Regions from separate parts of the Homo sapiens genome. Here region 2 is linked to region 1. A link is an interaction called in ENCODE POLR2A ChIA-PET data of the cell type or tissue named here. Cell type or tissue: CD4-positive, alpha-beta T cell. All regions are shown on one strand.

Region 1 (5,000 bases):
GGGGTCAGTAGTAACATTTCCTTTGTCATTCAAATTGTGTTTATTTGGTTTTTCTCTCTTTTCTTATTAATTATTCTATCTAGTGGCCTATCTTTTTTATTAACTTTTTCAAAAAAACCATTCCTGGATTTGTTGATCTTTTGAATTTTGTGTGTGTGTGTGTCTTGATTCCTTCAGTTCAGCTCTGGTTTTTGTTATTTCTCATCTTCTGCTAGCTTTCCTGTTGATTTGTTTTTGCTTCTCTAATTCTTTCAGTTGTGAAGTTACGTTGTTAATTTGAGAACTTTCTAACTTTTCAATGTGGGCATTTAGTGCTATGATTTTCCCTCTTAACACTGCCTTACCTGTGTCCCAGAGATTCTGGTATGTTGTGTCTTTGTTCTCATTATTTTCAAAGAACTTCTTGATGTCTGCCTTAATTTCATTATTTACCCAAAAGTCATTCAGGAGCATTTTGCTTAATTTCCATGTTATTGTATAGTTTTGAGCAATTTTCATTGTGTTGACTTCTATTTTTATTGTGCTGTGGTCCGAGAGTGTGTCTAGTATGATTTTGGTTCTTTTACATTTGTTGAGGATTGTTTTATGTCCAATTATGTAGTTGATTTTAGAGTATGTGCCATGTGGCGATGAGAAGAATGTATATTGTGTTATTTTGGGGTGGAGACTTCTGTAAAGGTTCATCAGGTCCATTTGATCCAATGCTGAGTTTAGGTCCTGAATATCTTTGTTAATTTTCTCCTTAGATGATCTATCTAATACTGTCAGTGGAGTGTTGTAGTCTCTCACTATTATTGTGTGGGAGTCCATGTCTCTTTGTAGCTCTCTAAGAACTTGCTTTATGAATATTTAAGATAGTTAAATCTTCTTGTTGAATTGAAACCTTTACCATTATGTAATGCCCTTCCTTGTCTTTTTGACCTTTGTTGGTTTGAAATCTGTTTTGTCTGAAATTAGAATTGCAACCCCTTCTTTTTTCTTTTTTCCATTTGTTTGGTAGATTTTTCAGCCTCTTGTTATTTGGAGCCTATGAATGTCATTACTTGTGAGATGGATCTCTTGAAGACTGCATACCATTGGGTCTTGCTTTTCTATCCGGCTTGCCATTTTGCACCTTTTAAGTGGGACATTTAGCCCATTTACATTCAAGGTTAGTATTGATATTTATGGATTTGATCTTGTCATTGGGCTGTTAGCTGGTTATTATGTTGGCTTGCTTGTGTGGTTGCTTTACAATGACACTGGTCTGTGTGTTTAAGTGTGGTTTTGTATTAGCTACCAGTGGTCTTTTCTTTCTATATTTAGTGCCCCCTTCAAGACCTCATGTAAGGCAGGTCTTGTGGTAATGAAGTCCCTTGATATTTGCTTATCTGAAAAGGATCTTATTTCCCTTTCACTTAGGAAGCTTAGTTTGGCTGGATATGAAATTATTGGTTGAAGATTTTTTTCTTTAAAAATGTTGAATATAGGCCCCCAATCTCTTCTGGCCTATAGGGTTTCAGCTGAGAGGTCTGCTGTTAGCCTGATGGGGATCCTCTTATAGGTGACCTGCCATTTCTCTCTAGCTGCCTTTAACATTCTTTCTTTCATTTTGACCTTGGAAAATCTGACAATTATGTGTCATGGGGATGATCTTCTTGTGGAGAATCTTGTAGGAGTTCTCTGTTTTCCTGAATTTGACTGTTGGCCTCTCTAGCAAGGTTGGGGAAGTTTTCATGGATGATATCCCAAAATAGATTTTCTCCCCCTCCCTTTTGGGGATGCCAGTGACGCATAGATTTGGCCTCTTTACATAATCCCATACTTCTCAGAAGTTTTATTTATTCCTTTTTATTCTTTTTTGTTTATTTTTGTCTGACTCTCTTATTTCACGTTCTGAGGTTCTTTCCTCAGCTTAGTTTATTCTGCTGTTAATACTTGTGATTGTATTGTGCAATTCTTGTACTGTGTTATTCAGCTCTGTCAGACCCGTTATGTTCTTCTCCTTCTTTTTTTTTTGACGGAGTCTTACTCTGTTGCCCAGGCTGGGGTGCAGTGGCATTATCTTGGCTCGCTGCAATCTCCACCTCCCGGGTTCAAGCAATTCTCCTGTCTCAGCCTCCCGAGTAGCTGGGATTACAGGCGTCTGCCATCATGCCCAGCTAATTTTTGTATTTTCAGTAGAGACGGGGTTTCGCCATGTTGGCCAGGCTGGTCTCGAACTCCGGACCTCATGTGATCCACCTGCTTTGGCTTCTTAAAGTGCTGGGAATATAGGTGCGAGCCACCATGCCCAGCCTAGGTTCTTTTTCAAACCAGCTATTTCACCCTTCAGCTCCGGTATCACTCTATTATGGTTCTTATTTCCCTTAGACTGGGTTTTGCCATCCTCCTGAATCTAAATAGTCTTTGTTCCTATCCATATTCTGAATTTTATTTCTGTCATTCTAGCCAGTTCGGCCTGGTTAAGAACTCTTGTTAGAGAACAAGAGGTGCGGTCGTTTGGAGGACATATGGCCTTCTGGCCATTTGAGTTACTAGAGTTCTTGCATTGGTTCTTTCTCATCTCTGCATGTTGGTAGCAACATGCAGATGCCGAGGAAGATCAATACACCCTACAAGAGATGTCCTGTAAGGTAGATGGGCAGGGCCTGGTGTCAGCTGTGGAGGGGTGGTGATTTGATGGCTGCTAAAGGGGGAAGACAGCTTTCCAGCAGCTGAGAGGTGGCATGGGCTGCCTATCAGGTGGTTGCTTTCATTGCATTGGCTGTGTTTAACCACAATGTGGGCAACCACTTAGAGAAACTGTACAGAAGACTTAAGAGCCAGATGCATTGTTGGAGTTGACAGCATTTATGGGGACTTCCAACCCTGACATTCTCAATTTGTGCAACTCTTTGGCATTTCAAAGAAAAGGAAACAGTAAGAAACCACATGAAACTGCAACATAGATTCAGTACAGACAATAGACTTCTTTTCTGGATGTTTTCACTGGGCCAAGGCTTTGTGTAGAGTCTTTATTTGAAGCTGATGTCTTGTCTCTGGTTTCAGAGGGGGATATGTTAGTGAAGTATTTTTCGTGTTGAAGCTTTGGGGTGTGATCCAGCAGGTGACACTTAGGCTTATTGGTCAGTTGGTAGACTCTTGTCCGGTTGTGTGGCTCCCCTATGTTTCCTCTCAGTTGCAGCTGTGTTCCCTCTCAGTGCCCTGAAAGTGTGGGGTCCTCTCCCCCTTAAGTGCTGGCCATAGTTCATGACTTGGCACTCTTGGGCTGCCCACTGCAGCTCTGGGGCAATCTCAGAGCTGCTAAGGAAGAGATCTTAGTAATGGTTGTGGCCCAGGGTCGTTTGCTCGACTCCTGGGGCCTCTATGCCAGAGAGATGCAGGTCAGCAATTGCTCAGTGCAGTCAGCCCAAGATGGAGGGTTTGTGCTGTGGACCCAAGCTAGGGGTTCCCTGCCTGGTGATGAGCCACGGTGGGTGTGTGGGACCCGTGGGACACAGACTGGCCACCTCTCCTTGGGTCAACTGCAGCTTGTTGGAGGTATGGATAAGGCACTTAGGGTCTTTGTTCCTTTGTTAGTCTGAGGGTGGCAAGGGCAGTGGCAGAGAAGCTTTCAAATGCCCCTGGAGGATCTGCACAGGGAGCTGCTGAGTTTGTACTGGCTCAAGAGCTCTGGTGGCAGGGTGTCTGGAGGCCCAGGCCTGGAGAACCTGCCCGGTGAGGAGATAGGAGAACGGGTGTATCGTAAGAGTCTGGCCACTTTTCTGTAGGGCTGCTGCAGTATGCTTGGGGCCTGCTTCAGTCTTTAGTCACCTCAGATTTTCCAGAACCTGGAGGTGTCACTAGTGAAGGCTGCAAAAAGACAAAGATGGCAGCATGTCCCTCCCTCTGGGAACTTTGTCCCAGGGAGGTGCAAACCTGTTGCTGGCCCAAAGGCACCTGTAGGAAGTGGCTGGAGGCCCTAGTTTGGAGGTCCCACCCCGTGAGGAGGAAGGGATCAGAACCTGCTTTTAAAAAGCAGCCTGGCCACGTTTTGGTAGAGTAGCTGTGCTGTGCTGGGAGTGCACTTCAGCCCCTGATCGCTTCAGACCCTCTGAAGCCCAAAGGCTGGAATGGCTAAGTCACCCAAACAGCAAAGAAGCAGCCCGCCCCTCCCTCCGGGAGCTCAATCCTAGGGAGAATTAAGATCTTTGTCAGCCGGAGAGCTCAGGCAGGGGTGGGCAGAGGCCCCATTGGGAGGTCCCATCCAGTGAGGAGGAACGGGATCAGGCACCTGCTTAAAGCAGCAGTCTGGCCATGTTTTGGTAGAGGAGCTGTGCTGTGCTGGGGGATCCCTTCAGCCTTCAGCTCAGACTCCAAAGTCTGAAGGCTGGAATGGCCAAGACACCCATACAGCAAAGATGGTGGCCCACCCCTTCCCCTGGGAACTCCTTCTTAAGGAGGTGCGATGCAGCTACTGGTAGTTGGCTGGAATTCCAAGCCAGTGGGTCTTATCTTGTGAGGTGCCATGGAAGTGGGGTGTGTGGGCTGTTGCGGCTCAGCCCCCTGGGAGAAGCCTGGTTTCCCCGGGTCACTCATTCAGTCACCGCTTCCCTGTGTGGCGGGGGGATCCCCTGGCTCCATGTTGTTCCTAGGTAGGCTGTTGTCTTGCTTTTATTCGTTCTCTGTGGGTCAGGTTGTTTCCTTGATTAATCCCAGTGTGAATGCCTGGATGTTTCAGTTGAAGGTGTTGTATTTATTTGCCCCTTCTTTTCCTCTACCTGACAGCCATGCACACTAGCTGCTTCTAGTTGGCTATCTTGGACACTCCCCTCCGCCCCCCACTCTGCCATTCAGCCTTTCAAAAGAAGGAAATTTGGCTGGGCATGGTGGCTCACACCGGAAATCTCAGCACTTTGGGAGGCCGAGGCGGGTGGATCACCTAAGGTCAGGAGTTCGAGATCAGCCTGGCCAACATGGTGGAACTCCATCTCTACTAAAAATACAAAAATTAGCCTGGCATGGTGGCGGGCACCTGT
Region 2 (5,000 bases), 400 kb after region 1:
ATTTCTTCTGTTGTTTATTTTCAAATTGGAAATACATATTTTATTATAAAAGTGGCACCTGATGACTACAAAAAATAATGCTCTATCCCTTCCCCACAACCCCCCACCCGTCACCACCAAAGATAACTTCAGTTACCGGTAGGAATAGGAAAGGAAAACCTTCTTAGTGTTTTTTTCTTTAAGTCAATCCTTTCCCCAGCTGAAATGAGCAATTTTAATTTCTCTCTGTGCTTTCAGGAGCATTCAATCGGAGGAAACGAAACTCCATCTATGTCACCGTGACTTTGCTTATTGTGTCCGTGTTAATTCTCACAGTGGGCCTTGCTGCAACCACCAGGACCCAGAATGTGACTGTAGGAGGTTATTACCCCGGAGTTATTGTAAGTATAGAAGGCACAGGTAGGTCGCAGTAGCTTGCTGTCTACAGAAATTCTGGCTCTGCTCTGATAGTTTTCAATTCTGTTTGAGTGTCTAGTGTTTGCTCAGATTTCCTCCTTTGTATCTCTGTATATTTATGTGGAGAGGCAACTCTGGGCCCGCTAAGAAGAGCACTGGACTGAGAATCAGAAGAATCCAGCACCATCCCTATCTAACAGTGTGATCCTGAGCAAGTCATCTCACTCTTTAATACCTCAGGTTTCTGGTTTAGGAGATGTTACCAGCAGTGTTAACCTTAGGCTAAGGTCCTTTCTCTCCGGGCATCTGCATTCCCATATATAATAGAGGTCATCTGATCTCACCTGAAATCTGAGGATCCTGGCAGCTTGACACTCTGACCAACAGCACTGATCTCCAAAGTGATCCTGCACTCCTATCAGAAAAAGCTGTGGAAGATATGTTCCTAAAATATGTATATTTATTCACTTATAAATTATATATATACATGTTCATAAAACTTATATAAAAATGAACATTCAAAAATTAGATAAAAATAAGTATACAATAACTTTTAATATCTTCATGTGAACACAAACTAAAATGTCACCAGATAATATGCACTTAGTGTGAAGCTTGTCATTAAAGACAGTGGCTTTAAATCCTTATTTCAAATGGCCCACTAGATAATTGTGAATATTTTTGGCTGCCTTCTTATCCCATATGATTAGACTGTCATTGGAGTCATGTTTTTAAATGTCAATATCACAATTTGGCTGCCAAAAATCTACCCTGGGAGTTAGAAGTATTAAACTCTGCCATTTTCTTGTTGCTTACGTTTGCTTACATTATTAGGGTCATCTTCAACTTCTGGTTTCTCAAGAGGAATCTTTTCAAGCCTCTTATCCATTTTGTTGAGACTAGTTTCGTTAAAATTGGATAATACAATCCAGGCACACATAAAATGCCCCACCATCAACCGTTTGTTGCTTGGAACTTGCCCTCCTCCAGAAGGATAGTTCACCTGATCACCTGACATTCACACGGACAGAGGGTGCCAGTGACAGTCTGTTTATTAAATATTAGTAATGTTTGGTTTCTTATTATTTTAGATAAACAATAAATAGGAAACAGCCGTATTCCAGTGGATTGTTTTATCTACCCTAGGGTGCATGCAGTTCCCTTTGGAGACTGCTAAACTAGTTGCATTAGAAAAACCAAAACCTAATTTGAGTCTACGTACACTGCTGTTGAACCCAAAAACCTAACTCTAGAGGTGAGATCATATTTTAAACACCAATTAAATGGCTCCTCAATTGTTAGAGAGCAGAAGGACCTTTAGGACAATTCAGTTAAGAAATATTTTAGTACAGCAAAGAGGTCAGATGTATTTTTTGTTGTTGTTTTGTTTCATTTCTCTTTGAAATGAAATGAGAGAGAGAGAGAGAGGTGGGGATTGGAGAGAGAAGCAAAGCGAGAGGGGAGATTAAAGATGATGCCTTGGACAAGCCAGAGCTATAAGTGACCAAGCCTGGAGCCTGTTGCCTAGGTCACTGATTTCATTCCACAGTCAGCCTCCTCAATAGCTCTTGAGAAGCTGGGACCTAAAGTGGGCTGCAGGCTATGCCTTCCTGGAGCTGAAGGCTGCTGGGGGAAGTGCCTCCACAGCTCCAGGGCAGGCAGGGCTCCTCCCAGCTGAGGGCAGGTGACCCACAGACACTGTTTGGTGCCCTGTGTTAAACATGTGATGTGAGAACTCACCCAGTGCACTTCCTGTGGTGAGGCAAGAAAACCAGTCGTCAGCAGAATTGGGTTTTATTTTTAAACACAAGCAAAGCCGGTGGGGGGTCGGGGGGTGGGTGTGCAGGGAGGAACAGAGGGGGTAAGATAGCATTTCGGTGGCTTGGAAAAGCAATTTATAGGGTCTGCTTGACTTTGTGTATTTCAGGTAGCTGCATTAGTAAAATATTTCTGACTGATGAGCAAATGCTGAAGCCAAGATTTAGAGTCTCTGTGGGTGAGGGGAAGGTATTTTCCATGTTATTTAAGAGTATGAACTCCTATTCATAAACAGTGGCTGTGAACCTTCTCTGTGGAATATCTTACTGTGGGTGGCTAGGTTGGAATACGTTAACAAAGGAAGGAGGGTGCCTGATTGCTGTTATTCAAGTACCTGATGTTCAGCTAGCACTAGAAGTTGAAGCAGTGGGGGCGTGTGTTTGCGTGTGAGTGGTTCACTAAGAGCTAATATGGAAGTGTTAATAGGAAAGCCATCCCTAACGGACACTGTGCCCCCATGATTTAACCTTTAAAAATGTGCTCTCATAGTTCCTGGAGATTGCTTCTTTAAAATGCATTTTAATTACATAAAATAAAGGGGAAAAGACAGCAGATTGAATAGCAGAAAAATCCATTTGAGTTTATAGGTCAGATCACGTTGTAACAAATACAATTACGACTCATACCTCAGAAACAGTAAACGCCTGAGAATCCAGATTTGTCTGGGAATGGGGTACTTTCATTAACTGAATAGCTTGGTTATTAGGGAGTTACTATAGAAACTCCAAACCAGTGGTTTCCCCACTCTGATGTGAATAAGAATGACCTTGTGAACCTGCAAAAAATGCAGATCTCTACTCCCTAGCCCAAGAGATTCTGATTCAGTTGGTCTGCATGGGCCCTGGCAATCTGAATTTTCTTTTCATAAACTAACCTTTGATTGAAAAAGTAATAAATGTTGAATCCACCTGAGGGGAAAGAATCCGTGGGGGGTGGGGGGAGTCTAATTCAGGTGGACTAGCAACCACCTGGAGAATTAACACACAGTAAAATATGCTTAGCAATAAAACCAGAAGGATCATAATGTGTCATCTGGAGATTCTGCACTGTCAAAGTGGTCACTTTAAATATAAATTACTAATGTATAGAACTGTGAAAAAGTTTCAGCTTATTTAGAACTCTGCTGTTTTAGACTCTGATTAAATGTGTTAACAATCCATGAGAATTTAAATTTTCAAAACAGACAAATTAGGGAGAAGTTATTAGATTAAAAGAAGACTTACCATACAAATCATTTAAATATTGTGATCTCAGGTACTTAAAATATAACTCAATTTGCATAATTCTAAGTCACGTGAAGCTTTTTGGGAGCATCTTTATTTTGCCAAATGAGATATCTTTGTACAGTGAGGTGCATTATCATGGCATGTTAGCTACTCTACCTGAGCTAGCATGTGGTATCATCGTTCTAAGAGACATACGCACACATGCCTCTGTAAAGATGTGCTAGTCTGTACAGTCTGAACTGTAAAGTTTTAAAAAAACTAAAACCAGGCTGGGCACGGTGGCACATGCTTGTAATCACAGCACTTAGGGAGGCTGAGGTGGGAGGATAGCTTGAGGCCAGGAGTTCAAGTCCAGCCTGGGCAACGTGGTGAGACGCCATCTCTACAAAAAGTATATATATAAAAAATTAGCCAAGTATGGTGGTGCACGCCTCTGGTCCCAGCTACTCGACAGGATGAGGTAAGAGGATCTCTTGAGCTCAGGAGGTTAAGGCTGCAGTGAACCATGATCACTCACCCCACTGGGCTCCAGCCTGGGCCACAAAGCAAGACTGTCTCAAATAAATAAATAAATAAAATTTAAAAACTAAAAACGGCCAGGTGCGGTGGCTCACACTTGTAATCCCAGCATTTTGAGAGGCTGAAGCAGGCGGATCACTTGAGCCCAGGAGTTTGAGACCAGCCTAGACAACATGACAAAGCCCCATCTCTACAAAAAAAAAAAAAAAAAAAAATTAGCCTGGCCCTGTGGCATGAGCCTGTAGTCCCAGTTACGTGGGAGGCTAAGGTGGAAGGATCGCTTGAGCCTAGGAGATGGAAGTTGCAGTGAGCTGAGATCGCGCCACTTCACTCCAGCCTGGGTGACAGATCGAGGTCCTGTCTCAAAAAAACAAAACAAAACAAAACAGAAACAAAAACCGAACACCAACAAACAAAGACAAACTGGATTAAGAATTTTACTGTCCTCAAATATTCAAGGCATTTTATTTCAGGAGGGTTCAGATGAGCTTTCTACTCTGAAGGCCTAAAAACCCAAGAGCTTCATTTGTTGCCTGAAGCTGAAAGAGACAGGGGAGGGTGATTGCTGCTTCCCGGTACACCTCCTCTTACCTTAGATGCAGGAAAAAGAGGCCTCTAAATGTGTTTCCCAAGCAACCCACAAGATGGAGTTGGTCCCCTGGATAGTGAGACAAGCCTTTCATTCTTGCACCCTCTCCTCAGCTGCTATATTGATACTATTAGGGCGCATACTAGCCTGAGTCTTCTTTCAGGAAAGAGAGCAAGAATTTCTGCCCCCTTTCCCAGGGAGTGGGTAGGAGAGTCAGTTAATTGAAAATCATTTCAGAGTTACTGTGGGATATTAGGAGATGGGGACAACAGGGATCATTCAAAACAATCAAGATCCCAGAAACCTTCTTTAGGTCAGTGTGGCCTCAGATTCACATGTAAAGACTCCTTGGAAAAGTCCAAAGAAATTTTGATTAACATGAATGCTCAGAAAACATAAGGAGCTCTGGATAGTGGGATTTTGTAGTAAATAGTGAATTAGGCAGAAAGATT

The links. ChIA-PET counts read pairs that join two places held together with the same protein. Peaks named below come from ENCODE experiments on the same cell type or tissue, not always from the same donor. Only the 100,000 strongest peaks of a DNase experiment are listed, where the experiment ranks them.
Region 2: POLR2A ChIA-PET joins it to region 1 with 7 read pairs; 1 of 35 experiments calls an interaction of 5 or more read pairs at or near these places.

Annotation. Positions count from the first base shown.
Region 1 is chrX:120,695,059-120,700,058 of GRCh38, reverse strand. No RefSeq gene overlaps it. Among named protein-coding and RNA genes, the nearest start is that of C1GALT1C1, 68 kb to the right of the region's middle. RefSeq lists an enhancer at 2,877-2,976. In CD4-positive, alpha-beta T cell, no CTCF peak of the experiment used is centred here; a DNase peak (open chromatin) is centred at 2,808; H3K27ac peaks cover 626 bases.
Region 2 is chrX:120,299,729-120,304,728 of GRCh38, reverse strand. TMEM255A (transmembrane protein 255A) reads left to right here. Exons shown (of 9, transcript NM_001104544.3): 2 at 238-380. Among named protein-coding and RNA genes, the nearest start is that of TMEM255A, 9.2 kb to the left of the region's middle. In CD4-positive, alpha-beta T cell, no CTCF peak of the experiment used is centred here; a DNase peak (open chromatin) is centred at 2,098; H3K4me3 peaks cover 283 bases.